Regions from separate parts of the Homo sapiens genome. Here regions 1, 2, 3, 4, 6 and 7 are each linked to region 5. The links are chromatin loops, found by intact Hi-C in ENCODE. Cell type or tissue: mammary epithelial cell. All regions are shown on one strand.

Region 1 (4,000 bases), 180 kb after region 5:
TTGGGCTGCTGGGATCCGTCTTGAAAGAAGAAGCTTTGTATATTTCTGCTCTTATTCCCCACAGGATCCAGAAATATATTTCTGTAATTCTTTTAGCTGATAAGTATGAAAAACAGAATTTTAAATATTCCAGTAGGGACCTGACAGAACAGGGCCATCTTCATTAGCTGCTGAATTTCCCAATGACTCCTAGAAATTGACACAATTAGACAAAATTAAGTGCTTCTGTCCTGAGGATAGGCCGCCACTGTTCTTTAGGGCATATCTTTGCAAAGGAAGGTGCTGGAATTCCTCACAAAAGCCACATCCCTCTCTCTCTCACACTCTTTCTCTGAGCAAATCTAAAATCTAGTGCCAAATTCCTTGGAGCTAATTCTAAAACCAGGAAAGCTTTTTGTAAGATTATAAAGATTGTATTGGACTTTGAAGATGAGTCCCTTTGCTCAGCAACTTACTTTCTTAATGCAATCCCTGAATTCTCCTTGCTATGCTCTGAATGTTTATGCCTGCCCACCCCCAATTCATACGTTGAAACCTCATCACCAATGTAATTATATTAAGAGATGAAGCCTTTGGGAGGTGATAACGTCATGGAGACAGAGCTCTCATGAATGAGATTCATGCCCTTATAAAAGAGCCTCCAGAGAGCTGCCTTGCCCCTTCCACCATGTGAGGACACAGCAAGAAAGTGCCATCTATGAACCAGACAGCGGGCCCTCACCAGACACCAAATCTGCTGGTGTCTTGACCTTGAACTTTCCAGCCTCCAGAACTGTGAGAAATAAATGTGCTTATCAGCCCCCCAAGTTTATGGTATCTTGTTACAGCAGGCCAAACAGACTAAGACATTCCTCCATCCTCCCATCGACTGGGCAAAAGGATAATATTACTTCCATTTCTATGGTGATTATGGAAACTCAGACCCAGCAAGTGGCTCCCAACCCACTGGGTGAGTAAGCAGGGAAACTGAGGTTAGGAAATGAACTCAGTTCCTTTTCTCCCCATCATCTTTTCTCCCCTATAAGAAACTTATCAGCAGTTCTTTTGCATGTAGAGTCAATCAGAAAATCATTAGCCAAGGTCAGACAAGAAACCACAGCTTTGGTTTCTTTGATTTCAAGGTTAGAATAAGAGCAATGGAACTTTAAAGAGCATGGATGGTAGTAACTGTCTCTGAGAAGCCAGCCACTCAAACTTTCCAGGCCCAGAATCAACATTTATTTGGAAAAACTTTTTGTTGTCCATTTTTTTAAAGAGCTCTAAACTTCCAGTGAGTCTTATGTAGATCTATTTATATGCCCATTTCTTCTTTTATTTTTTGAGACAGAGTCTCGCTCTGTCACCCAGCCTGGAGTATAGTGGTACGATCTCGGCTTGGCTCACCGCAACCTCTGCCTCCCAGGCTCAAGCGATTCTCCTGCTTCAGCCTCCCGAGTAGCTGGGACTACAGGCGCCTGCCACCACACCCGGCTAATTTTTGTATTTTTAATAGAGATGGGGTTTCACCATGTTGGCCAGGCCAGTCACAAACTCCTCACCTCAGGTGATCCACCAGCCACGGCCTCCCAAAGTGCTGGGATTATAAGCATGATCCACTGTGCCCAGCCTACATGCCCATTTCATAGGCAAGAATACTGATGCATAGGGCACACCACACTTTACAGGCACAAGAATGAACAAGTCTTTAGAGGGTAACTATTTCTTGTGCAAGAATCAAATGCAACTGCTGACACTTACAGTTTTATCACTGGTGACAGCATGAGTGGCTGAGTGAGCAGGATGAATCTTGAGCCTGGGGTGTAGACCAGAGCAGGGGCTTCCAGGTGCTCACACCTCTGGAAAGCAAGAGGAACTGGAACAGTTGGAGTTCAGAATAGGCTAAAAAATCTCCTGCCAGTCTTCACAGCAGAATCTCTGAGTGGAGCACACAGCCATTTTGAAGTTGGCCTACTTGGATGCCAGGGCTCAAAAATTCTAATGTGGCCAAAGAAACCTTCAGAGAACTACAGCAAATTCAACTGATAAATTTGTTCTACTCTAGAAAAGACACTGCCAAAATTCCAGTCCCTATCTATCAGGGACCTTGGATAAGTCCCTTCCCCTGCATGCATATCATCACAGACCATCCTCATATGGGGGTGGGGAGGGTGTCTCTCTCCCCTCTTCAGCTGCCTTCCTACCTCCAGGGGTGCACCAATTCACTGTGATGACCTCACAATCATGCCTGGTGATTATGAGGACTTAGTGGGATGATGCTCTGGGCAACCACAGGGATTGCTCACCGGTGACTCAGTGGTTGACTCAAAGGCTAGAGGGTGGTTTGGGGGTGGAGGCAGAGGTCCAGTGAGCTGGGCTCCACCCTTTCTCTCCCTGCAGTCCCAACTCCATTTTTATCTGTGCTATATGTTGGAGTCTAGCCAAGATGTCATTTGAACAAAGATTCTGAAAGATCAAAGAAAAAAGTTTGAAAACCACCAGGACAATGCTTTCAGGGGACTTTATCCAAAAGACTGCAACAATGTAAAGAGATACGATTGCTTTTATTACTGTGATATGTTTAAAGTATTATAAATTTTTTAAGAGCTTTGTAAGTGACAGAAGTGAAGACATGCTCATTTTAATGTTACCAGTCAACTCTGAGAAGACTAAAGGTCAAGGGACAATGAAAATGTGACCCTTACCAACGACAGAAACTCCCAGGAAGCCACAATTAACTCAAGACCACCAGGATATTTGGGGAAGTTTATCCTTCTGGAAACCAGAATTTCTGATTTGTGGAAAATTCTATAGATATTCTCTGCCAGACTCCAGCCTATTTGGTAAGCTGGCCACAGATGATTTAGAACACAATGACCCTGATACTCACTAGAGCTCTGAGTGTGGCTGGATAAGCCCATTTCAGCAGCATGTCAGCCCCTCCCTGAACTAGGCTCTGTCACTCAGATCTCAGATCTTAGGGCAGCTGTAGTCTGCCCCTTGCTTTCTTATTACCCCAGATAACCAATGTTATCCTCTGTTTTTCCTTCCTCCCAGGGGGAAAAGAATTCAGAACCCTAGTCTGAGTATATGAATTAGACTCTGCAAATTGTTTATATGAGTCATTCTCAAAACTAGGTCTGGAGGGTCCCCAAGAGATCCACAAATTTCTTGCAATATTCATGTAACAATGTTCATCTCTTTAGATCTATTACCATTGAGTAACCCATTGATATTTAACAACAAAACAACAGCAAACACCATCCTGATAGCTTTAAAAGCAACCCTGTTCTTCTAATTGTTTCTAGTGCATGCTTTTTGAAGCTAAACTAGTAGACTGGATTGTCCTCAAGTAGACTGGCTCACCAAAGGTGTCCACAACAAGAACATTTCAAGTTCAGATTGGACAGGAATATTTATGAGGGTTTGACCAGTGCTAGACTTGCCAGACAATGTGCCTGAATAGTCTCCCTGAACTTCTCTCTTAAACACAAACAAGATCCTATGCTGGCTTTCTGGCCACACCTGTGCCAGCCACAAATGGGCTAAAACACGTGAAATGTGCTGTCCGCGTGCAGGGTTCAAATCAGATAACAAAATACACATTGACGGTTCTCTATAGAATGAAAAATATCCTACTTTCATTGCATGCTGGTGTTGGGTCAGAAAACAACAGTTTCTTATTTCTCCTGGTTAGTGGTCCTTTGGAAATCACAGAGGAAATACATGCAGAGAGTTAAGAGGACTACTTCACATCTGTTGTCCCGTGATGCTACTTAACTGAACACTACACTCATGTGCCCATTCCCGTTCCCTTTCCCCTTTATGGTAAATGTTGTCCCATATGACTTTGTGATTGATGGAAATGTTCTCTATCTGTGCTGCCCAATATGGTAGCCACTAACCACACATGGCTATTGAGTACTCAAAAGGTGGCTAATGCAAAGAGAAACTGAACCTGTAATTTCATTTAAACTTAAACAACCACTCGTGTCTAGTGGCTACCATATAAAACAGTGAACTA
Region 2 (4,000 bases), 350 kb after region 5:
CACATCACTATCCCCTTAGCCTGTTTCATATTCTAAAACCAGTTCTCATTATCTGAAGTTAGTTTATTATTTATTTACTATGTTTCTGCCTCCCCCAGTGAAATATGAGGTCTCAAAGGAGAGAGGATGTGTGTCTTGCTGACCACTATATCTTCAGCACCCAGAACAGGCCAACACATGGCAGGCCCTGGGACTGAAATTTCATAGTCCACTTCTTGTTCCTTTGGGTTAAGCAATGCCCTCCCCCAGCATCCATTTAAAAATACTCTCAGGCAAGTGATACATGAAGTCATGAACACTCTAGTATGAATCCGTCACTTCTCTCTAGGGGCTGCTCAGAAATCTAGGAGCACGTGTTAGTACTGAGGGAAGGGGACAGGGCCGAAGGAAGAAGCCCACAGGCTGCCTGCCCAAGCACAGGACTGGAAGGGAGGAGGCCTGGGTGTGGTGCCAGCTCTGTCCCCAGCTTCTGGGTAACCTCTCTAAGCATCCGTTTCTTCATGACTTAGAGCTGAGAGGGAGCTCTTGGTCACCTATGCTTTGGGGACTCCAGCGGGGAGGAAATGAGTCAATTAGGAGGACATGAAGTTGGCTGCCTCCTCACTTTGCCATCAAAGACAATAGGTCTATGTTCTGATCCCTGCCTCAGACAAAATGGAGAAAACCCAAAGATAGTGGGAAGCCGCCTGCACTGTATGAATGCACGCTTGGAGAAGACTGTCTCCCTGCTGCCCAGCACCCACTGTCCACGCATGGTTACTATTAGAAAGTTAATCATGGAAAATGCTGAGGTCTCTTTCCCCAGCCCTGCACCTCTCAGCTCCACACTACAATTTCATCTTCCATATAGTGTTACCAGACAGTGCCATTGGCTCCGTCCACTCACTTGTCCCAGGCCTTTATGACCTTTCCATTCAAGCCACACACCACGTCTGCTCCACAGAGCTGTAAGACACACTGGCTTCAGCCCGCCTGGCCTGGGCCAGCACGCTGACATTTTCCATGAGTCCACATCAGCCAGTGAAATGCTCAGAGGGGATTAAGGCAACCTTCTCCATCACCCCCGAGTTGCTTTAGGAAAGAGAATAACAGCACTGACCCCTCCATTGGCAGCTGGTGATATCCACACACCATCTCTATCCAGAGATGAAAGGCTCCTTCTCCATCCTTGACTTGCAAAACAGGGATTATTTCCCACCTCACGCTTTCTGAAATATCACCAAAGATGCAGCTGTGTTTGAAGGCCAGCCTCATAAAAGGCGTAGGACCCACGTGTCAGTCAACACTCCACTGAGAAGATAATTGATTTTTTTTTTGTTTTATGATTATTTGCGGGCACTGGTTCTCTTTCCATTAGCCTGGATAATCGAGGGAAGACTGTAAAGAGTATTAATATCACGGCCAAGGTCACTCAGCTGGCTCCTGCTGCCATTCCAACCCAAAGGCTGAATTACTATGGCTTTTACTAATAATAACAAGAACAATAAATAACATGAGTGATTATAAAGCCAGGGAACTCTGCAATTACCTCAACAATTAACACATCCCTTCGTGAAACACAGAACAGAAAAAATTTTCAAAGGTTCAAGTTAGAAAACTTCTGCATTCTGTTTGGTGCAAGTGACAGTCAGAAAAGGGCCTTGTTTGAGGGTATGCAGTGTGAGAGTATGCAGTGTGAGGGTATACATGAGGTCTGCAGTATGCAGTGCAGTGTGAGGGTATGCAGTGTGAGGTGTGCAGTATGCAGCGTGAGGGTATGCAGTGTGAGGTCTGGGGTATGCAGTGTGAGGGTGTGCAGTGTGAGGTCTGGCATATGCAGTGTGAGGGCTGGGGTATGCAGTGTGAGGGTGTGCAGTGTGAGGGTGTGCAGTGTGAGGGTGTGCAGTGTGAGGTCTGGAGTATGCAGTGTGAGGGTGTGCAGTGTGAGGTCCGGGGTATGCAGTGTGAGGGTGTGCAGTGTGAGGTCTGGCATATGCAGTGTGAGGGCTGGGGTATGCAGTGTGAGGGTGTGCAGTGTGAGGTCTGGGGTATGCAGTGTGAGGGTATGCAGTGTGAGGTCTGGGGTGTGCAGTGTGAGGTCTGGGATATGTGGTGTGAGGGTATGCAGTGTGAGGGTGTGCAGTGTGAGGGTATCCAGTGTGAGGTCTGGGGTATGCAATGTGAGGTCTGGGGCTGGCTCCAGTTGGTTTCCAACTTTACCAGGTGTGTGGCCCGGGCAAGTCACTTCATCTCAGCAGGTTCCTGCACATAGGGGCTGGTGAGGACTCAAGGATAAGGCACACTAAAGGGCTTGGCACAGTGACCAGCAGGTAGCAGCACTCTCTAAGTATTAGCTGCCATTGTTGTCTTTATCATTAATGTAACTACATCTTAATTAGGAATGATGGGATCTCATTTGGCCCCCACACCAATCCAGGAATTGAGATGAGAATAGTGTTTCCTCTACCATCCATCAGCCAATATCCAGCAGCCACCCCAGGGGAGGCCACTGGTCATCCCACGCCATATAAAGTTCACTGCCCCTGGATGGTAGGCTCACCCCAAGCCTGCTCCCTCATCCTCATTCCCATCCTCAACAGAGAGGAAAGTCCACCACTGTCTCCATTTTAAAGAGGCAGCCTGTGACATCCAAGAGACCTTCCAGCCTCAGGGAAAGGCGTGAACAAGAGCTCCAGCTGGGTCTTTACAGATGAAGCCCCACTTTGGTACCTCTTCTCCTAACAACCCCAGCTTTTGGAAGACATCAAAATTCCAAAGGCTCAGCTGCAGAAAGATCTTCCAAATTTCTCATTATAGTTATTCCCTGAAAGGCCAAGAGCTTTATTCTTCATCCATTTACTCAACACTTTCATGGAGCAACTGCTACGACGTGTCAGCCTCTGCAGGAGGCAGCTTTAAACTAAGTGTGACAGATGAGAAAGAACCATAACACACAAAGCAGGGAGAACAGTGATTCCAGCCAAAGAAAACAGCATGTGCAAAGGCCCTGAGGTGCATAAAATTTGGCATGTTCTCTGTGGATAGGGTTCTAAATCATGTCCAGGACAGGGGGACACCTTTGTGTCACCCTCATCTGAAAGCAACCTTTAAGAAGCCACAGGACAGACTGTCTTCAACTCAGAAAACCTCCCTGATACCCATCTTCCATCCTCCACCCCTACATTCTCACTCTTGTCTGGTTTCCTCAGTTACCATCCTGGTGCCTAATTTCTGGTGGCAGCAAAGTGCAAGATTAGAGGCCCACACACTAGTGCCCGGAAGCTTGGGCTTCAATCCCAGATCCGCCAATTATGGCTTCAGTGGTTTGGGGCAAGTGATTTAACTGCCTCTCTGTGCCTCAGTTTCCTCATCTGTAAACCATGGATAACAGAGAACCTCTTTGGAGATCTGCTGTAAGGATCGGACAAGTAAAAAGAAGTGAGGCTCTTGGATAAATAAATATCTAAGGCACATAGAAGTTCCCTGAAAATGTGGGCATTATCAATATTTATTTTAAGCATCATCATTTTTCTTATTATATTCCCTTTCTCCATCTGGTCCCTTGAGAGTGATGACTCGGTTGAATGAATGACACCCACCCCAGTTTCTCACCCCATCTCCCAACACCAGGATCCTTTTGCCTAGTGGGTGGTTATCACTTAGATGTGCCCATCCCCAAACCTCACTTGATATAGTGATTTCTGGAGACCCTAAGAGGACTCAGGGACCAGGCACGGTGGCTCATGCCTGTAATCCCAGCACTTTGGGAGGTCGAGGCAGGTAGATCACCTGAGGTCAGGAGTTTCAGACCAGCCTGGCCAACATGGCAAAACCTATCTCTACTAAAAATACAAAAATTAGCCAGGCGTGGTGGCAGGTCCCTGTAATCCCAGCTGCTCAGGAGGCTGAGGCAGGAGAATCACTTGAACCCAGGAGGCGGAGGTTGCAGTGAGCCAAGATCATGTCACTGCACTACTCCAGCCTGGGTGACAGAGCAAGACTCCATCTCAAAATAAATAAA
Region 3 (4,000 bases), 480 kb after region 5:
AAACACCCAGAACATAAAAAGGGCAGCAAAGGATAGGACTGTCTCCCCAGTGGGATATGAAACCTCCAGAATGGATTCCCTCACCCACAAAATTGAAATTTTGCAAACCAGCAAATCCCCTCTGGGGCCTTCTTAGACATTCCCTACAGCCTGGATTCCCCTGAAATGCCAGTCTGGGGTCTACTGGTAAGCAGCCGATGGCCGTGACTTCTGTCACCCCAACTGCAGGATCTATAGCTTTTTCTCCTCCATCATCACCTTCATCACCTCAGCATCTTTGGAGAGGGTGCTTGGAGGCCCCTCAGATGCCATCTCCTGCTCTCTTCATCACCCCTGCCTCTGCTGATTGAAGCTTTTAGCAACTTCTGTGCTGTCCAAAGCCTCGGCTTAGTCAGGAATCATCAGAAACTCTCAGTGTTGATGTCAATATCCTTTCCTTCCTACAATCCCCAGTCTCTCACCTCCTCCCTGAATGGCCTGGCTGGTAAGCACTGAGAGAGTGCTACCATCCACCAGAAATAGACATTCCCAGGCCTTTGCCCAGTTCTCTCTGGCCATTTCCACATTGTTCACAAACTTTTGCACCACTTCCAGAAAACTTGGCCCCTGGCATTACAAATTTAGGAAAAGGCTCTGCACAGACAGAACCTCAAACTTAAAAGGAACCTTAGGTATCTTTGATTTGATGTGTTTCTTCATTTATACAATCAAAATAAAGCCAGAAACTTCCCTGCCTACCTCGAAGGGTTATATGTGAGGATGAAAAAGAAGGCTGGGCATGGTAGCTCACTCCTGTAATCCCAGCACTTTGGGAGGCTGAGGCGGTGGGATCACCTGAGGTCAGGAGTTCAAGACCAGCCTGGCAAACGTGGTGAAACCCCATCTCTACTAATAATACAAAAATTAACTGGGCATGGTGGCACATGTCTGTAATCCCAGCTACTCGGGAGGCTGAGGTATAAGAATCGCTTGAACTCGGGAGGCGGAGGTTGCAGTGAGCCGAAATTGCACCACTGCACTCCAGTCTGGATGACAGAGTGAAACTGTCAGAAAGAAGAAAGAAAGAAAAGAAAGAAAAAAGAAAAAGGAAGGAAGGAAATATTATACAGATCTTAACTATAATTACTGTGACCCCAAAAATGGACAGGCAAGTCTAACCAGATCTTCTGACCCCTGAGCTCGTAATTGTATGTGCACATGCCTGCATGTCATGCTGTCCACAGCATGTCCACAGCCAGACTGTGGCCAGACTCCAGGGCACAGCAGAGCCCCTCCAGCCTAAATGAGCTCTCTGACTACCCAACACCACTCCTTTTCTTGCCAGTCCCTGGACAGCCTTGGAAATGGGAAAGGTATAGAGAAGCACTCTAAGCCCAGCACATCTTCCCCTAATGTAGGTGTGTCTGCAGGCTGGAAATTGAGGTCCATTGCACAAGAACTGAAAGTCTCAACAGAAGTAGAAACTTCACCCTCTGTTCTGAAAACACCACGAGCCTTATTTTTATTTCTAAATTCATTCAAAAGCTTCCCAGAGAGAAGGGCAGCCTCTGTACCATGTGCATGTGTGTCTATGGCAGCTCTCAAAGCAAATCAGAGGTTTCAAGCTTAAATATTCTAATCTGAACAGTCCTAACTGATTTAAAAGAAGTAAAAGGAAGTGCATAAACATACATACTAAAAAAGCAGAGTGACTAAGGTAAAAGGAGAACAAAAAAGATTATTTGCTAAAATGTTGGCCAGCATCGCAATTAATGTGCAATGGATTTTCTTTTCCTCCAACCTGGACCTAGTTCCAATACTCTGACATCAATCTTCGCGATTTTGCGATGGAGAAGCCAGGTGGTGACTCTTTAAATGATCTAGCGCCCTCTGGTGGATTTTCCTGGCACATGACATTATTTCATGAATGTTCAAAAAAGGGACTTAATTTAACAGTCTGAAATTTGAGATATGAAAATTCCAAGAGGAAAACCCTGCTGGAAAAAAAAAACTACAGGGAGTAGGAAGGAGGCATGGATCAGGAAGATGTTGGTCCAAGGATACAAAAATTCAGTTATACAGGAGGAATAATTTCAAGAGATCTAATTGTGCAACATGGTGACTACTGTGGATAAACAATGTTTTTTTGTATACTTGAAAACCACTGAGAGATTTTAAGTCTTCTCATCACAGGTAAATGATAAGTATGTGAGGTAATACATGTGTTAATTTACTTAAGTTAGCCATTCCACAATGTATGTGTATTTTGAAACATCATGTACACCATAAACACACTTTTTGTCACTTAAAAAAATAAGAAAAATTGATAAAAAAACAACAAAACCCTACAGCTTCAACAGTATGAATTATCTAGTTACCAGTCCTACCAGCATATAAGCTGTTGTGGATAAAGGCAGCTAACAAAGTTCATGTTATTACTATGACTTGATGTCAGATCTCAACTGTTACTGCCACCAGTAACCCTGCCCTTCCTTGAATCACCACTGTGTTTTCTTTTAAAGTCAGCAGTATCCCTCTTTCTAACCACCCTTGGTCTTCACAGTCTCTTTGTGAAGTAAAAAAGTGCAGTAGTGGCCAGGCGCGGTGGCTCACGCCTGTAATCCCAACACTTTGGGAGGCTGAGGCGGGCAGATCACCTGATGTCAGGAGTTCGAGACCAGCCTGGCCAACATGGCAAAACCCCATCTCCACTAAAAATATAAAAATTGGCTGGGCGCGGTGGCTGACGCCTGTAATCCCAGCACTTTGGGAGGCCAAGGCAGGTGGATCACGAGGTCAGGAGATCAAGACCATCCTGGCTAACACAGTGAAACCCTGTCTCTACTAAAAATACAAAAAATTAGCCGGGCGTGGTGGTGGATGCCTGTAGTCCCAGCTACTTGGGAGGCTGAGGCAGGAGAATGGTGTGAACCCGGGAGGCAGAGCTTGCAGTGAGCCGAGATTGCGCCACTGCACTCCAGCCTGGGCGACAGAGCGAGACTCCATCTCAAAAAAAAAAAAAAAAAATAGCTGGATGTGGTGGCGCATGCCTGTAAGCCCAGCTACTCAGGAGGCTGAGGCAGGAGAATTGCTTGAACTGGGGAGATGGAGGTTGCAGTGAGTCAAGATCGCACCACTGTACTCCAACTGGCAACAGAGCGAGACTCTGTCTCAAAAAAAAAAAAAAAAAAGGCTGTAGCTATTTTCCCACTTTACAGGTGAGAAAACTGAGGCTTAGCTCTGCCAGGTTACTTGGCACGACAAGGAAAGTCTGTTACCTCTGAAGTGATTTATCTGTTTGTAATTTATAATGCTGGAGAGTGGGACTTACAGAACAAGCTTTCACATGCTTACATTTTTATAGATATTTATTTTATATTTACTTCTGCTTGTAAGAATAATTCATATGTATTATAAACTTTGGAATATAAAAGTTTCATATAAGCTTCAAGTCAGTGACAAGAAAAAAGAATATGTCACATAGAATCTTACCACCCCAAAATAACCACTATTAATATTTTTATATATTTATCTCATACCTTTTCCTTGGGTGTGTATTTCTGCAAAATTAGGGTTAGATTAAACATCTAACTTTTATCCTATTTTCCCTTAACATGAAACTGTTAGCATTTTCTCTAAGTCATTAAATATCATGGAAAACACTATTTTAAAAAATGATAATTGGATAACATTTCAGTAGATGGCATACTCCTGGCATTTAGATGATTCCAAAGTTTAATATGTTTTAAAATAAATTATAAAACTGTGTGCAAATGACTTCTAGTTGTCAAAAAAGATGTCCAGAAGATTTCCACTGACATGCTTCCATCCTGTCTCCAGTGCCTCGGGAGAGCAGGTGTGTGTAGGAAAGAGGTGCCTGTGGCAGTCAGTCTGGCCGTGGGATACTTCCCAGCCCTGCCCCAGGTCACTGGCCTCAGATCAGCCAATTGTGATGAAGAAGCTTTGAGCCAGGGCATGTTACCCGCAAAGTAATTCTCTTCTTTTCTAACACATCAAAGCC
Region 4 (4,000 bases), 590 kb after region 5:
AAAGCTGGAAGTATCATACTACCAGAACTCAAAATCTACTACAAACCTTTAATAACCAAAACAGCATGGTACTGGCATAAAAACACATAGACCAATGGAACAGAATTGAGAACACAGAAATTAATCCACATATCTACAGTCAACTGATTTTTTTTTAAGTTTTTTATTTTAAGTTCCAGTATACACGTGCAGGATGTGCAGGCTTGTTGCATAGGTAAACGTGTGGCATGGAGGTTTGCTGTACCTATCAACCCATCACCTAGGTATTAAGCCCAGCATGCATTACTGATGCTCTCCCTCCTGCTGCCCACGCCCTGACAGGCCCCAGTGTGTATTGTTCCCCTCCCTGTGTCTATGTGTTCTCATTGTTCAGCTCCCACTTGTGAGAACATGTGGTGTTTAGTTTTCTGTTCCTGCATCAGTTTGCTGGTTTCTAGCTCCATCCATGTCCCTGCAGAGGACATGATCTCATTCCTTTTTATGGCTGCATAGTAGTCGATGGTGTATATGTACCATATTTTCTTTATCCAGTCTGTCATTGATGGGCATTCGGGTTGATTCCATGCCTTTACTATTGTGAAGAGTGTACAACAGCCAACTGATTTTTGACAAAGGTGCCAACAATACTTTTTAGGAAAAGAACAGTCTCTTCAATAAATGGTGCTAGGAAAATTGGATATTCACATGAAAAAGAATGAAACTAGACCCTCACCTCTCATCTTTTTTTTTTAAGACATCTCACTCTGTCACCCAAGCTGGAGTGCAGTGGCATGATCTCGGCTCACTGCAACCTCTGCCTCCCAGGTTCAAGCAATTCTCCTGCCTCAGCCTCCTGAGTAGCTGGGACTACAGTCTCGTGCCACCACGCCTGGCTAATTTTTGTATTTTTAGTAGAGACGAGGTTTCACTGTGTTGGCCAGGCTGGTCTCAAACTCCTGACCTTGTGATCCACCCGCCTCGACCTCCCAAAGTGCTGGGATTAAAGGTGTGAGCCACTGTGCCCAGCTACCTCTCATCCTATGCAAAAATAAATTCAAAATCCTAAATATGAGGCCAAAAGTGATAAAACTTCTAGAATAAAACAGGGGAAACACTTCAAGACATTGGTCTGGGAAAAGATTTTATGAATAAGACTGCAAAAGCACAGGAAACAAAAGTAAAAACAAAGAAATAGGAGTATATGGTAAAGTAAAAATAAATCGGTTTACAAATAGTATATGGTATATGGTATAAACAAATAGCATATGGTATAAACAAATAGTATATGGTAAAGTAAAAATAAACAGGAGTATATGGAACTACAAATCTTCTGCGCAGCAAAGGAAACAATCAGCAAAGTAAAAAGACAACCTACAGAATGGGAGAAAATATTTGCAAACTACTCATCTGATAGGGGATTAATATCCAGAATATACAAGGAACTCAACAGCAAAATAATAATAATCATCCATTAAAAATGGGCAAATGATCTCAGCAGATATTTCTCAAAAGAAGACATACAAATGGCCAGTAAATACATTAAAAATTCTCAACGTCACTAATTATCATGGAAATGCAAATCAAAACCCCAGGGAGGTATCATCTCACCCCAGTTAACATGGCTATTATCAAAAAATAAATAAATAAATAAATAAATAGCAAATGCTGGCAGGGATATAGAGAAAAGGGAATACTTATACACTACTGATGGGGATGTAAACTAGTACAGCCACTCGGGAGAACAGTATGGAGGTCACTCAAAAAACTACAACTAGAACTACCATATGACCCAGCAATCCCACTGCTGAGACAAAGGGGGATTGTGGGACTACTATCCCCAGCCCTGGAAACTCTGCTTTGTCAAAAACTTAGCCAAAGGAGACAACAAATCAAAGAGCGGCTGTTCAGTAGCACCACACTGTAGGAGGTACATTCCACAGCAACCCCCACTCCCCAGCACAAACCCCCAGCCAGCGGTCCCACACTGCCTGGACAATCCCTTTGGGACCTCCCTCATTTGGCTCTGACCATTTACTAGAGCCAACGTGAACTTGGGCTTGAGGCGCCATCTACAGCCGAAATGGAGGCAGCGACCTACTAGCAAAGATTTGCTAAGCTGATATATTCAATAAAAAACAAAAGTGAACGGAGAAAATTGGAATAAATAACTAACCCTTCAATGCAAAGACGTAGATGGATACTCACAAGAAACAACAACAAACAGGGAACCATGACCTCCCCAAAAGGAGGTCATGAGACAGGTAAGTTCTTATCAATAACAGCACTGGAAGTAAACTGTCTCAATTCTCTAATTAAAAGGCATAGAGTGGCTGATATAGTTGAATATTTGTCCCCTCCTAATCTCATGTTGGAATTTGATCTCCAACACTGGAGGTGGAGCCCAATGGGAAGTGTTTACATCACAGGGGTGGGTCCCTCGTGAATGGCTTGGTGTCATCCCCTTGGTGATGAGTGAGTTCTCACTCTATTAGTTCATGCAAGAGCTGGTTGTTTAAAAAGAATCTGGCACTTCCTTTCTCTCTCTTGCTCCCTCTCTTGCCATGTGATATGTCTACTACCTCTTTGCCTTCTACCGTGGATGGAAGCAGTCTGAGGCCTTCACCAGAAGCAGAGGCTGGTGCCGTCCTTCTTGTATAGTCTGTAGAACTGTCAGCCAAATAAACTCCTTTTCTTTACAAATTACCCAGTCTCAGATATTTCTTTAAATTACAGGGGTGTCCAATCTTTTGGCTTCCCTGTGCCAAGAAGCACTGTGCTCAGCCACAAATAAAATATACTAACACTAATGATAGCTGATGAACTTTTTAAAATAGCAGAAAAATCTCACAGTGTTTCAAGAAAGTTTATGAATTTGTGTTGGGCTGCATTCAGAGCTGTCCTGGGATGCATGCTTTATAACAATGCAAAACAGACTAACACAGTGGCTGAATGGATAAAGAAACATGACCCTACTATATGCTACCTTCAAGAAACCCATTTCACCTACAAAGTCACACACAGACTGAAACGGAAGGGGTGGAAAAATATATAACATGCAAGTGGAAACCAGAAAAGGCTAGGTGTAGTTGTAATTATATCAGGTAAAATAGACTACAAATCAAAGACTGTAAAAAAAAAGACAAAGAAGGTTACTATATAATAATAAAGGGGTCAATTCTTCAGGAGCATATCACAATTATAAATCGCTATGCACCTAACATTGGAACTCCCAAGTAAAGCAAATGTTAATAAATCTAAAGGGAGAAATAGACTGCAATACAATAATGGTAAGAGACTTTAACACCCCACTCTCAGTAACAGATAGGTTATCCAGACAGAAAACCAACAAAAAAAGTAGTAGAGTTAGGCCAGGCACGGTGGCTCACACCTGTAATCCCAGCACTCTGGGAGCCCCAGGTGGGCAATCACCTGAGGTCAGGAGTTCAAGACTAACCTGGCCAACATGGTGAAACCCCATCTCTACTGAAAATACAAAAAAAATTAGCCAGGCGTGGTGGCACGTGTCTGTAATCCCAGCTACTTGGGAGGCTGAGGCAGGAGAATTACTTGAACCCGGGAGGCAGAGGTTGCAGTGAACTGAGATCTGGCCACTGCACTCCAGCCTGGGTGACAGAGCAAGATTCTGTCACAAAAAAAAAAAAAAAAAAAAAGAAAGAAAGAAATAGTGGAAATAGTGGACTGAAACTATATACTAGTCAGCCTGACCAACATGGTGAAACCCCGTCTCTACTATAACTACAAATATTAGCTAGGCATGGTTGTGGGCGCCTGTAATCCCAGCTACTTGGGAGGCTGAGGCAGGAGAATCACTTGAACCTGGGAAGCAGAGGTTGCAGTGAACCGAGATCGTGCCATTGCACTCCAGCCTGGGTGACAAGAGCAAAACTCCATCTCAAAAATAAATAAATAAATAAATAAATAAAAATAAATGAAACCACATACTAGGGCCTAGCTGACATTTATAGAACATTTCATCAGCTGCTGCAGGATACACATTCTT
Region 5 (4,000 bases):
TGAACTCTGCCCAAGGCAAGGCGGCCAGCCCCAATCCATTCCACGGATCACTGCTGACAGTGAATGGGAGTATACCTGGGGGTTTTAGCCAAGGTCTGCTCAAGGTCTTTGGCATAAAGGGAGGCCAGGTTGAACACACACCAGCAGGAAGAGAGATGACCTTGACTTCATAAATTGGCCATAAATTAGAGCTAAGAATCAGGAAGATTCTCCTTCCATGCACATTTCTAAATGGCAGTTTCAAGGCAGGTGGCTATTTTAAAACACAGACACAAACTCATAATTCACCCTCTTTGTCCCCCACCCTCCTACATGCCATTGATCTTTCTTTTTTTTTTTTGGAATCCTGAAACATGATCTTTAAGAAAAGACAACTGGACTCCAGGATTACTTCCTAGCTCTTCCTCCTCTAGAAGCCACCATTTCTCTTCGCTATCTAGACCCCAGGGAAGTGGCTTTGGCAAAAGCACATTTGCACCCATGGATCATTTGGTTTTCTTGTCCTGTTAACTGCCTGGTTCTGCAGCACCCAGAGCCAGATAATAGAGGTGTTCCTTCACCAGCCACAGCTACTATCAGGATCCCTCTTAGTCCGGAGGTAACAGAAGCAACTGGTTGAACGTGTTTCCTCCTGGGAAATCCTAAATGTTCCATATGGCAATAGGGAATCTAGAGTTGTGTTTCTCCTTGTATTAGGGATATTTTCCCTCTTTCAGTTTCTTCCCATTTTTTCCCATCTAAAATATGTTTTTTCCACTTTGCTGAGATGAAGACCAGCCAGAGAGTCAAAGGAAATGACAGACATGCCATAATAGAAAGAAAAAAATACAGACTTCTGAAGAATGAGTTGATTCATGCCATGAAAACTCACGATAAAAATATTCACTACTTTTTTTTGGCCACTTGTCATAGTGTGCTGCCTCTGCTAGGCAGCTGAAAGTGTCTCATATGAAAAGCTCTATTATCCTCCACAGAAATGACCTTTGGGACCCACCCAACGGTAGTCAATGGTAATATTATACTAACTTGCCCCCCAAGAGGAAAGAATGAAATAATAATACTTAAAATATGAATGCAGAGAAGTCCTCACTTAAACACAGTACTTCTGGTTCATAAATCAGTTCTGACACATTGAAGTACACATATGATGACTAGACGCAAGTTTATTAACACATTTTCTTTCTTTTTAGGTCTGAGAAACATATCTATTCAGAATCCATACATTTGTTCATTTTTTGAAGCTGACAGCTTGATAGGCAAAAAGTAAAGTGACAGATCATTTCAATATTTCTTTTAAATTCAAAACCAATTCAGTCAAAAGACCGAAGGAAAATATTCTACGGAGATAAAATGATAATGCAAACAATTGAAGACAGTCCTTTATTTTAGTGAAAACAGGTAATGTCTGTACTCTGGAGTCGGGCTGACTTCCTCCTCTTAACCTGCCCTGCAAGTCCAATTAGAATGGTTTTCTGCGGGGAGTTGTTTTCCATTTATACTTAGCCCGAACACGTATACCTACTTTTCAAACTCTTAGCTATTCACTTGACATTTGTCTTCTTCAGTCTTCACTAAATAGTCTTTGGACCCTTTGGGAGTCTTATAAGAGTTATTTTCTGAAAGTTAAAAACGTAGGACCTTATTTCGGCAGAGGTTAACTAAACCAGGCTTCAAAGAGGATTCTGAGGGCGACAGCCACTATAATGTCCATTCCTACTTTCCTTCACTAGGTGGCAGCACGTCACAACACATTTTTCAGAACAGTCTGGGGAAAATGCAGTTGAGCTAAAGTGAGGTTGGGGAGTCTCTGCGGGCTATGGGAGGAGGATACACATTAGGGCAGGTCAGTGCATGGAAAAGCTGGCGACACTTGTGTTTCCTATAGGTCCCCTTTGTTCCCAGTGGAGCTGGGGCCCTTCGTCTCTAACAAACCAGAAGTACTTGTACTAATGGAAGGGAGGCTATTTATTTCATAAAATAAATATAAACAAACAAGAAAATTGAAATAAGAAGTCCTCTGACCATGTGCACGTTGCTCCAGACACCAAAACATGAGAAAGCACTTCTGACCCAGTTTGTAAATTCGAGTTATAGTATTTTACGTTTGCTAAAATATTCACCTACCACAGTAAGAATTTTTGTTTATCTGATGCAACCTGTTTGGTGTTATAGGCAGATGCTAAGTTACAGGCTTTGTGGTGGATACTGGGCAACAGATGTGGTAAGAAGGGGAGCAGCCCAAGATGAAATTTCCTCCAAAACACCAGAGGTTCCTGTCTCAAGCAGAGAAATCATAATACTGCAACACATACTAGTTTGCAAAGGGCAAGTCGCTATGGCCAAAAATGATTGATTCAGAGGAAGAGGAAGGGAAGGAAGAAGAAAGAGAGGAAGAGGAGGGGAAGGACATGGAGGAGGGAAAAGAAAAGGAGAAGGAGGGAGAGGGAGAGGAGAAGGAGGAAGAGGATGAAGAGGAAGAAGAAAAGAAGGAGGGGAGGAGGAGTTTTAACTGAATACTGTATTTTTGCCTTAATGTAGGAAAGATGAAGGGGAGAAGGAGGTAACTGCTAGTGGACATTGAGAAGCTGTCAATACAGCAAGACCTTGCCAAAGGTTGATCAATAGCCTCTTTTTAAAATTAATACATAGTAGATGGATGTATTTTCAGTGTCTATGTGATAATTTGATACATCCATATTGTCAAACTAGGGTAACTGGGACATCCATCACCTTAAAATATTTATCTTTTCTACATGCTAGGAACATTGAAATTATTCTTTTGTAGCTATTTTGAAATGTACAATTGATTCATGTTAACTTGTCACCCTAATGTTAACTGGTCACCCTACTGATCTATCAAACACCAAGTCTTATTTCTTCTATCTAAGTGTATATTTATTCCCATTAATCAACCTCTCTTCATCCTCCCCTCCTTCCTACCCTTCCCTGCCTCAGATAACTACCAATCTACTCTCTATCTTCATGAGATCCCCTTTTTTTTAGCTCCCACATGTGAATGAGAACACGCAATATTTGTCTTTCTGTGCTTGGATTATTTCACTTAACACAACGACCTCCAGTTCCATCCACGGTGCCACAAATGACAGGGTTTCATTCTTTTTCATGGAACAGCCTTCCTTTGAAGAGAGACATTCACTCTCCTGCTAGAGACAGCCTCCACCTGGCCTGCTTCACCCATTTGTTATCTTCTTGTCCCTGTAAGCATTTGTGTTTGCAATCTGGGGTTTATAGATTCATCTTTCCTATAGTAGGGCTAAAATATCTTAGTTTAAACTCCAAGCCTAGGACAACAGCTGGCACATTACACTTGTTTTAAGGTTTGTTGAGTGAATGATGATAATAATAAAGATGATGATAATAATGAAACCGGCAATATTTATGAAGTTTCTTAACCAGGGCAGAGACTAGGGTAAGACAGTGATGCATCCAGGGAACAAAATTGAAAGGCACGCTCATTTTCTTTTTCTTTCTTTCTTTTTTTTTTTTAATTTTGAGACAGGGGCTGACTCTGTCCCCAGGCTGGAGTGCAATGGCATGATCTTGTCTCACTGCAGCCTCGACTTCCTCGAGCAATCCTTCCACCTCAGCCCCCAAATAGCAGGAACTTCAAACATGCAGCATCATGTCTGGCTAATTTTTGTATTTTTTGTAGAGATGGGGTCTCACCATGTTGCCCAGGCTGGTCTCAAACTCCAGGACTCAAGCGATCCTCCCACCTCAGCTTCCCAAATTGCTGGGATTACAGGCATGAGCTGCTGCACCCAGCTGAGGCCCTCGCTTTCAGGGTCACTTGCTTCATCTTGCTCCTAGCCTATTTATAACATAGGCCAGTTTTCTTTACATGATTTATCTCATTGGTAGGGCTTTTAAACATTTCTGTCTCTCATCACATGTATGAGTTACTACTAAACCGTGGGTATATAGTAGTAATTAAAAGCTCAGGCGCTGAGATCACAAAGATGTGAGTTCGAATTCTTGC
Region 6 (4,000 bases), 680 kb after region 5:
ATCTGAGCAGCAGAGTGGAGGTCTGTGAGGGAGGCTAAGGCTGAAGAGGCTTCTTGAAGAAGGCGACTTCAGAGGCAAATGAAGAAGAGCAGCGAGAGCACACTGGGCAGAGAGGGGGGCAGGGTCAAAGGCCCAGAGGCAGGGCCTGCAGGCGTGTTCTAGAGACAGAGAGGGGCAAGGCGGAGTAGCAAGAGCCCAATGCACAGGGGGAGGTGGGTTCAAAGGGGACCTGGAGAAGTGGGTGTGGGCATGGGGGTGGCCATGGCCGCAGGCCTCACAGTGAAGACTGTCTCCTGAGTGAGACAGGAAGCTGTGGAGGGTTTTAAGCTAGACAGCATTCTACTCTAAATGACAGGCACTAAAGTTCATTTGGGGTGCTGTTATAGAGAAAAAAACAAACCAAGAAGATGAGTTAAGAGGTTGCCAGGGGGGCTGCTGGCTTTGGCTAAGCACCTCATGGGATCTGAGCCCTGGGGTGAGTCACTCCACCTCTCTGGGTTTCAGCTTCCGGATTCCTCAAATGCCCAGGCTAGACCAGGAAAGCTTGTCTGGCCCTTCCAGCTCCAACAGCCGAGGAATCACCTGGCTCATTCAGTGGCAGCCTGGTTTATCAAGCGTTTGCAGCCTAGAGAACCAGAAGCTGGGACGATGGAACACTCCCTTTGGAATTAGGGTCAGCTCTCAATAAACACGAAAAACACAAAAAGCAAAAGAGGGCTTAATTTAAAAGTCAGAATCATAGCAACAAGAAAGTAAGGTCTTCCTCTAAGACCTAAGCATTAGATTCTAGGACTGTAGACTCTTAAAGAGGAAGTCAAGGAAGAGGGAGAAATGGAGGGAAGGAGGGAAGAAGGGAAGGAAGGAAGGAAGGGGAGGAGAAAGAGAAAGAGAGAGAAAGAAAGGGAAAGGAGGGAGGGAGAGAGGGAGGGAGGATTGGTTCATTTCAGGCTCATTCTTTTTCCTTTATTTATTTTTAAAGCAGAACATTTTCTTTCAAGGGAAATCTTACTAGTACACCAAAAATACAGAACTTATTTTAAAAAGCAGTACACAGGTATCTCAGGCAGTCAAAATCTTCACTGTTTTGTAAAATGGCATCACTGTTGCAAAACAGGAATGCACACTGAGAAACAGAACCTCACTGACAGTGCCCACTCTACATCTAAAATCTTTCTTTAAAAAAAAAAAAAAAAAAAAAAAGCCCTGGCCAGGCACAGTGGCACATGCCTGTAATCCCAGCACTTTGGGAAGCCGAGGTAGGCGGATCACCTGAGGTCAGGAGTTTGAGACCAGCCTGACCAACATGGTGAAACCTTGTCTCTACTAAACATACAAAAATTAGCTGGGCGTGGTGGCGGGCACCTGTAATCCCAGCTACTCGGGAGGCTGAGGCAGGAGAATTGCTTGAACCCAGGATGCGGAGGTGGCAGTGAGCCGAGATCACGCCATGGCACTCCAGCCTGGGTGACAAGCGCGAGACTTCGTCTCAAAAAAAAGACGAAGAATGGGCTCACCATGACTATACTGGGTCAGTGAAGGACAGTCCTGACATCTGGTCAACCAACGCCTTCTACCCACATCTGGAAAGGTCCAGCATCTAAACTGGATTGCCCTGATTGGTGAGCAATACCTCAAAAATGCCAATTAAAAATTACTTCAGGCCGGGCGCAGTGGCTCACGCCTGTAATCCCAGCACTTTGGGAGGCCGAGGTGAGCAGATCACAAGATTGGAAGTTCCAGACCAGCCTGGCTAACATGGTGAAACCCTGTCTCTACTAAAAATACAAAAATTAGCCGGGTGTGGTGGCAGGCACCTGGAATCCCTGCTACTCCGGAGGCTGAGGCAGGAGAATTACTTGAACCCAGGAGGCGTAGGTTGCAGTGAGCCAAGACTGTGCCACTGCACCCCAGCCTTGGCGACAGAGAAATATTCTGTCTCAAAAAAAAAAATTACCTCAAATGTTTTACTGTCTAAACATCCCCTAAGCCAAGTGAGAACCCCATTGGCTCCAAATGAGTCTGCTTTGCTGGGGAACAAAGGAGGCTGTCATTGCCTGAGTTCCCCACAAGGTGGCAGCCGCGGGGAGACGAGCCAACGCTCTCCTGCAGCGGCTTCCCGCCTTCCCAGCTCAGAAACAAACTCATTCCAAAGGCAGCCTTGAAATGACACAAAGCCCGGTTCTGGGTGGTAGCCCGCAGAGCCCACCTCCACAAGTGCTCGGCAGAATCAGGAGTCTATACCATGGTTTGGCCTCTTTGCAGTCCCCTGAATGGCTAACCTTGAGGGGCCTGGATCCGGGCCTGTGTGACAATCCAGGGATGATTCAGGGCCGTGTGAATCAGGCTGCCAGCAAGGGCCGTGAGAGTGGGCCACGAATTCCCAGTGCGACAGGGTGGGTCACAGACCTCGAGGTCCTTTCAGCTGCTCCCCCCAGCCTTCATAACATGGTAGGATCCTCGGGTCAGAAGACCGAGAGAGAGAGATCAGGCCCCGTACTGCTTGCTTCCACCACGATGACGGCCACCCTCGGCCTGCTCCACAAGTGAAAGCTCCTTGGGATAGGGTCGTGCTCACCGGGAGCTACTCCGCCTCCCTGCAACTCCTAACCTCTGGTTCTCACTCTAGCCTTGGAGTCAAACAGAATAACCTGTTCCCACAGGGCAGCATCCAGATACTCAAAGAGGCTCGCAGGCCCCAAACACTTCTCACCCTTTCTCTACAAACAGGACTCAGTGCCAGGCCTGTACTATGTAACCAACAGCCTCTGAACAAAGCTGGGGAACCAGGTCATGGTTAACTCCGGAGAATCCAAAAAACTAAATCTATTGGTCTAGAATTTTTCCCTCTCGCCATCAGAGGATTATGTTCTTGGTAGGTATTTCCACATGCACATGCACACACGAGTGCGCACACACACACACACACCTAACTACAGTCAAATGTTTAGCTTCCCAGCAAAAGCTAATGAAGAGAGAATATTTAAATTTGGCCCAGAATTCTAAAATTAAAGTGATCACAGTTCACTGCAACCTCAACCTCCCAGGCTCAAGTGATCCTCCTGCCTCCGCCTCCCAAGTAGCTGGGACCACAGACACGCCCCACCACACCTGGCTGATTTTTTATTTTTTGTAGAGATGGGGGTCTCACTATGTTGCCCAGGCTGGTCTTGAACTCCTAGACTCAAGTGATACACCCACTTTGGCTTCCCAAAGTGCTAAGATTACAGGCGTGAGCCCTGAGCCTGGCCTGAGAGTCAACTTTTCCACTCAGGCAGGCAGCAGTCTTTAGAGATGATGTCCCTCCAGCCTGAGCACGGGACAGTTGGCCTGTGAGTTCAAGGGGCTTAGGAGAAATGGGTGGAAGTTGCACAGGGGAGGCACAAAGACAGCCACAGTCTAAGCTGTTCCCTGCAGGGAGGCCAGGAAGAGACCAACCCTCCTACCTGTACCCTACATTGGTCAGAACACTCCTCTGTGGGCTTCTCTGTAAGGGATGCCCTTCAGCAACCAGGAAACCCCTCTCCTCTCTTCCTTCCTCCAGGCCCATCAAAGGGCATTCATTCAGGATACCTGGGACAAGAAAATCAACTTTCATGAATTACAAGAGAAAGTATATTTTAAAGACAGGGGAAAGGGCAAGGAGGAGGAGAGAGAAGACTCTCGGGGCCTGAGAGGTTTCCCAAATAGATTAGCAGGACCTAGGAGAACATGTGCACTGCCCTGGTCCCAGGAATTCTACCTGTAAGGCTCAAACTTCAAAACATGTGTGCAAAAGAACACAAAGACATGTGTGTCCACTGAAACATGGTTTGTAACATGGGAAGATGTTGACCACCAAGACGCTCCACACAGAATTCGATTAACACCTGACAGACAACAAAACAAGCAAGGACCTTTTTGTATGTGCAAATTCACAGAAAATGTAAGGAAACCCATGATATATTGTAGGATTTTTTTTTAAAGCAGGTTTCAGGGAATAAAAATTAAACTATATGGGTAT
Region 7 (4,000 bases), 340 kb after region 5:
CACCAATGATTTGGAGAGACAGATCACTTCACTTCTGACATTCTAGATACATCTATATGTTGGGATTCTCCGTCCACCCAGCTAGGGCATTCTATGAAGCCAAGAATTTAGTTCTAAGCTCCCAAAGGAAGCTCTATTTCAAAAAGCCGGGTGGCTTTATTTCAAATTGAAGAGGCCATTAAATTCACAATATTTTGCCAAATGAATTTCTCAGTGATCCTGAGCAATCCTCTGAAGTCAGCTGTCCTTGTGCAGTCATGGGCCCAGCACAGAGCAGGCGTACATACTAAGCACCTGTTCCAGCAGGTAGAGACAGTGTAGTGACTGGGACAAGCCTCTGCCCTCATGGATCCAGCACTCCTTAAACAATTTCTGAAGAAACTCAGGGGAGCCAGTGACTGGTACATTCTCTGTTTGAGCTGCCACAAGTGCTGCGGGATTTTTCAGTGCTGGAAGGGGTCCCCACCATATTAGCAACAAGGTATCAAGTGCCAAACACTGTGCGACATCTTACCTAAGTTTTCACTGGGCATTTTCTGTTTAGTAAGTCAGGCACTGAGGGAGGGAACATGTGACATGTCCAATGTTCAGCTTGGCAAACAGTGAAGAGGGGGTCCAATGGGGGGCAGGGCGCAGGTGGCTGGGATATGGTGCTGGAGGGTCTCTCCACATAGGGATACAATTGGGTAGCATCTCCATCAGCTGACGTGTTCCCAATTGTCCTTTCTTGGTTATCTGCCTGCCTGGCAAGAATGTGTTTCTTACACTGCCGCCATGAGCTTACACTTCACTCACTATACAATTTATTCCACTCACTTTTCACAGTGATAGCAGGTTGCCCATATGGCTTTATCTCTTCTGGAAAGGGAGAGTGAGCATGTCCCTTGCCCCATCACCCTCCAGATATGGTGTCTGTGCAGCTGGCAGGATTGGAACCCAGTTCTGTTTCACTGCTCTTCAAGTGTAACCTTCATCATAGTCTACACCCTGCAGAGGAGAAGCCATGGAGTGGGAAGGCAGTGATGGGGAACCGAGCAACCGAGAGGGGTGCCAGACTAGCCCAGATCCTTGCAAACTTTCCCATGACAGCCCTGAAGGCAGAAAAGAAGAAACTTTTACCTCCTACCTCAGGGAGTCTGGATTAGAATTTGAAGCAAGCCTTCCACAAGCAGACAGTTTCTTTATATATATTTTAAATTTTATCTTTTTATTTTTGTTATATTTTTAGAGACAGGGTCTCACTCTGTTGCCCATGCTGGACTGCAGTAGTGCAATCATAGCTCATTGCACTATGATGCAATGAACTCCTGGGCTCAAGCAATTCTCCTGCCTCAGCCTCCCAAATCACTAGGTATTACAGGCATGAGTCACCATGTCCAGCCAGGAAGCTTCTTTAAATTGTTGCATTTTATCTTTTAAAATATGTATGCATATTTTATTCCTCCTCATGACAAATGTGATTGAATACAAAATAATATTCATTCCCAAACCTTCAAGAAGAACTGGTTCTCCAGGAAAATGTGCCATGATTATACTGCAGCTTCTAGCATTCCCTGTGAGGCTCTGGGCTGTGCACCTCTAATGCTGGAAAGTCCAAATCCAGGAGACTCGGGTCTCCTGAGATTCCTTGGCCATCTGTTCATTCATGCCATCCACTCACTGATTCAGGGCCCAGAGGAGCACCAGGGTTAACGGCTGGCGGCTGAGTCAGCAGCTCTCAAGGCAATCACCTTTTCCACCTACTCATGAATCACTAACCTGCTGCCCCCTTGCTACGTGCCTGGAAATGCATAAATGTGCTTAAAATAAGTGGTACCTGGGTAGCAAGTTTCTCACCAGCAGGAACCAGTCCAAGTGAGTACAGGGCAAATAGCAGTGCGGGGTGAAAATAAAGACTGACTACCACTGGCAACCCTTGGTCACTCTTCATTTATTCATCCAACATTGCTGAATATTTGCCCTGTGCAAGGCTCCATGCCCTGGCAATGGGGGGCACTTGAAGGCAAATAAGAGCTTTACAAGGCTCTAGGAGATGTCACTAGTATTCCAAAAACCCTAACAGAAGATACAAAAGATTAGTGCCATTAGAGAGGAAATGGGGTAGAAGCTTTGGTTGGGGGGAAGCTCATTAGTTAGAGGAGAGAGATGTTACTTCTAACTTAGAACATCAAAAACAGAAGCTTCCTGGCTTTAGCCCCAGGCCATGAAGAATGAGTGGAATTTCAGGATACACAGACAAGAAAGCAGAAAAGATAAAATGAACTCCCACATAAGGCAGGAGATAGGGGTGACTAGTTATGTGGGTTGCAGCCCAGGAACACAGGGAGGAATGATGGAGATCTTTGAGCACCAAGAAGAGAAGTTTGGACTTTTTGTTTTCCTTTGGTTAATGAGGAGCCATGAAAGAGTATTTGTGGAGGAAAGTGAAGTAATTAGCTAACATTTAGAAAGTTTAAGTGGGTAGTAAGATGTATGACTAATCAGAAATGACAGAGTCACGAGACCAGCTGGAAGAGTACTGCAAGAGTCCAAGCAAGCAGCAATGGAAGCCTGAACTAGAAAAGAGACAGCAGCAGTGGAGAAGAGTTGAGCCACGAGGATTTGGCAACTGACTAGAGAAGGCACCAGGAGAAGCAAGTCCCTGAAAACCATGCTGCTTGGGAAAGACCAACTCTTTCTCTCATTTCCTCTTAGGGAATTGTAAAAGGAATTCCCTATCACCATTTAAATTTGGTTAAATTCACCAAAGAGTGATGGGGTGAATCACTCTTTGGTGACTAACCCCTCTGGCTCTTGTGTAGAGCTAATTAGAGTTTCTTCTGGAAGATCTGAAACCACCAACAGTGAGACTCCTCAGATGACCCTGATGGGCAGGTCCATGATTCAATCTGTTTCTTCCAGCATCTCCCCACTGGCTGCAGCACATCTAGGGGTTCAACCTAAGGGAGCCCCCCTACTCTGGGTATGGTTAGAGCTCCTTTCAAGATCATTCTAATATCAAAAGAGGGAATCTTCAAGGAGCCTTGTTGGCTTCTTATACTTAGAGAGAAACCAAGAACACAGTCAGAGTTGATGTTTTTAAATACCAAATCTGTATGCATCTATCAGAGAGACAGAGAGAGAAAGAGAGAGAGAGAGTTAGAGAGAGACAGAGTTTTGAAACATGGAGAGAGGGAAAGAGAGATGTTCCTAGAGAGAGAGAGAGAGAGAGAGAGAGTGTGTGTGTGTGTGTGTGTGTGTTAGAGAGGGAGAGAGACAGAGAGGGAGAGAGAGAGAGAGAGAGAGAGCTTTGAAATATGAAGAGAGAGAGGGAAAGAGAGATGTTCCGAGAGAGAGAGAGAGAGAGTGTGTGTGTGTGTGTTTGTTAGAGAGGGAGAGAGAGAGAGAGAGAGAGCTTTGAAATATGAAGAAAGAGAGAGAAAGATGTTCCGAGAGAGAGAGAAAGAGAGAGAGAGAGAGAGTGTGTGTGTGTGTGTGTGTGTGTGTGTGTGTTAGAGAGGGAGAGAGAGAGAGCTTTGAAATATGAAGAGAGAGAGTAAAAGACAGATGTTCCTATGAAGCCCTCAGCTCCTAACCCTCTCTCTGGCTCAGTGTTTGAAGCCCCTCCAGCCGCCCATGGCAAAACTTCCTTCCAGAGGAGCAGGCCATGCATCCCAGACCCATGTGTATGCTGTCCCCTAAGAATGAGAGCAGTGCTCTGTTTCCCAAATGGGCAGGGGAAGCAAACTTTTGTTTCCATAGTCTATAAAACATTTTTAAATTTAAAAACAAATGCTTTGCAGCCTCTGAATTATTAGTTTTTTATTAAAAATACAAACAGCTCTATGGAACACCATGGGAAAATGAGGACTCTTGCAACTTCGTTTGGCTCCCTGTTAAACAGAATAATGTTCATGAGGAAGAAGGTACTGTTTGTTCCTTAAAATGTTGTATTGCGTACAATGGAGAAGAGCAACGTGGAGATGACTTTCCAATGTGTTCCCTTGAAATGACCTGAGGA

What was found. A loop is a pair of places that touch in the nucleus more often than their neighbours do. Peaks named below come from ENCODE experiments on the same cell type or tissue, not always from the same donor. Only the 100,000 strongest peaks of a DNase experiment are listed, where the experiment ranks them.
Region 1: it touches region 5 in a loop (3-fold over the local background); 2 of 110 quality-filtered maps call a loop at or near these places.
Region 2: it touches region 5 in a loop (5-fold over the local background); 6 of 110 quality-filtered maps call a loop at or near these places.
Region 3: it touches region 5 in a loop (6-fold over the local background); 109 of 110 quality-filtered maps call a loop at or near these places.
Region 4: it touches region 5 in a loop (5-fold over the local background); 16 of 110 quality-filtered maps call a loop at or near these places.
Region 6: a loop joins it to region 5, with 4 times the contacts of the local background. A loop is called at or near these places in 12 of 110 quality-filtered maps.
Region 7: it touches region 5 in a loop (6-fold over the local background); 26 of 110 quality-filtered maps call a loop at or near these places.

What each region holds. Positions count from the first base shown.
Region 1 is chr10:77,348,592-77,352,591 of GRCh38, forward strand. All of the region lies in intron 2 of KCNMA1 (potassium calcium-activated channel subfamily M alpha 1), which reads right to left. KCNMA1-AS3 (KCNMA1 antisense RNA 3) reads left to right here and starts at 2,281. Exons shown (of 6, transcript NR_126365.1): 1 at 2,281-2,819. RefSeq lists an enhancer at 1,683-2,882. In mammary epithelial cell, a CTCF peak has its summit at 2,173; a DNase peak (open chromatin) is centred at 2,280; H3K27ac peaks cover 1,706 bases.
Region 2 is chr10:77,518,190-77,522,189 of GRCh38, forward strand. The region is part of intron 1 of KCNMA1 (potassium calcium-activated channel subfamily M alpha 1); the gene reads right to left. It overlaps LOC124902464 (a long non-coding RNA gene), which reads right to left. Exons shown (of 2, transcript XR_007062205.1): 2 at 1-4,000. Among named protein-coding and RNA genes, the nearest start is that of KCNMA1, 120 kb to the right of the region's middle. In mammary epithelial cell, a CTCF peak has its summit at 2,300 (motif pointing right); no DNase peak of the experiment used is centred here.
Region 3 is chr10:77,640,131-77,644,130 of GRCh38, forward strand. No RefSeq gene overlaps it. Among named protein-coding and RNA genes, the nearest start is that of KCNMA1, 4.3 kb to the left of the region's middle. In mammary epithelial cell, a CTCF peak has its summit at 1,867 (motif pointing left); a DNase peak (open chromatin) is centred at 1,851.
Region 4 is chr10:77,754,606-77,758,605 of GRCh38, forward strand. No RefSeq gene overlaps it. Among named protein-coding and RNA genes, the nearest start is that of KCNMA1, 120 kb to the left of the region's middle. In mammary epithelial cell, a CTCF peak has its summit at 2,056 (motif pointing left); no DNase peak of the experiment used is centred here.
Region 5 is chr10:77,164,195-77,168,194 of GRCh38, forward strand. All of the region lies in intron 5 of KCNMA1 (potassium calcium-activated channel subfamily M alpha 1), which reads right to left. Among named protein-coding and RNA genes, the nearest start is that of KCNMA1-AS2, 25 kb to the left of the region's middle. RefSeq lists enhancers at 1-422, 1-51. In mammary epithelial cell, a CTCF peak has its summit at 1,742 (motif pointing right); DNase peaks (open chromatin) are centred at 887 and 1,737; H3K4me3 peaks cover 177 bases; H3K27ac peaks cover 2,188 bases.
Region 6 is chr10:77,844,758-77,848,757 of GRCh38, forward strand. All of the region lies in intron 5 of DLG5 (discs large MAGUK scaffold protein 5), which reads right to left. Among named protein-coding and RNA genes, the nearest start is that of DLG5, 80 kb to the right of the region's middle. In mammary epithelial cell, a CTCF peak has its summit at 2,063 (motif pointing right); a DNase peak (open chromatin) is centred at 524; H3K27ac peaks cover 2,264 bases.
Region 7 is chr10:77,503,381-77,507,380 of GRCh38, forward strand. All of the region lies in intron 1 of KCNMA1 (potassium calcium-activated channel subfamily M alpha 1), which reads right to left. Among named protein-coding and RNA genes, the nearest start is that of KCNMA1, 130 kb to the right of the region's middle. In mammary epithelial cell, a CTCF peak has its summit at 1,776; DNase peaks (open chromatin) are centred at 1,711 and 2,831; H3K27ac peaks cover 3,413 bases.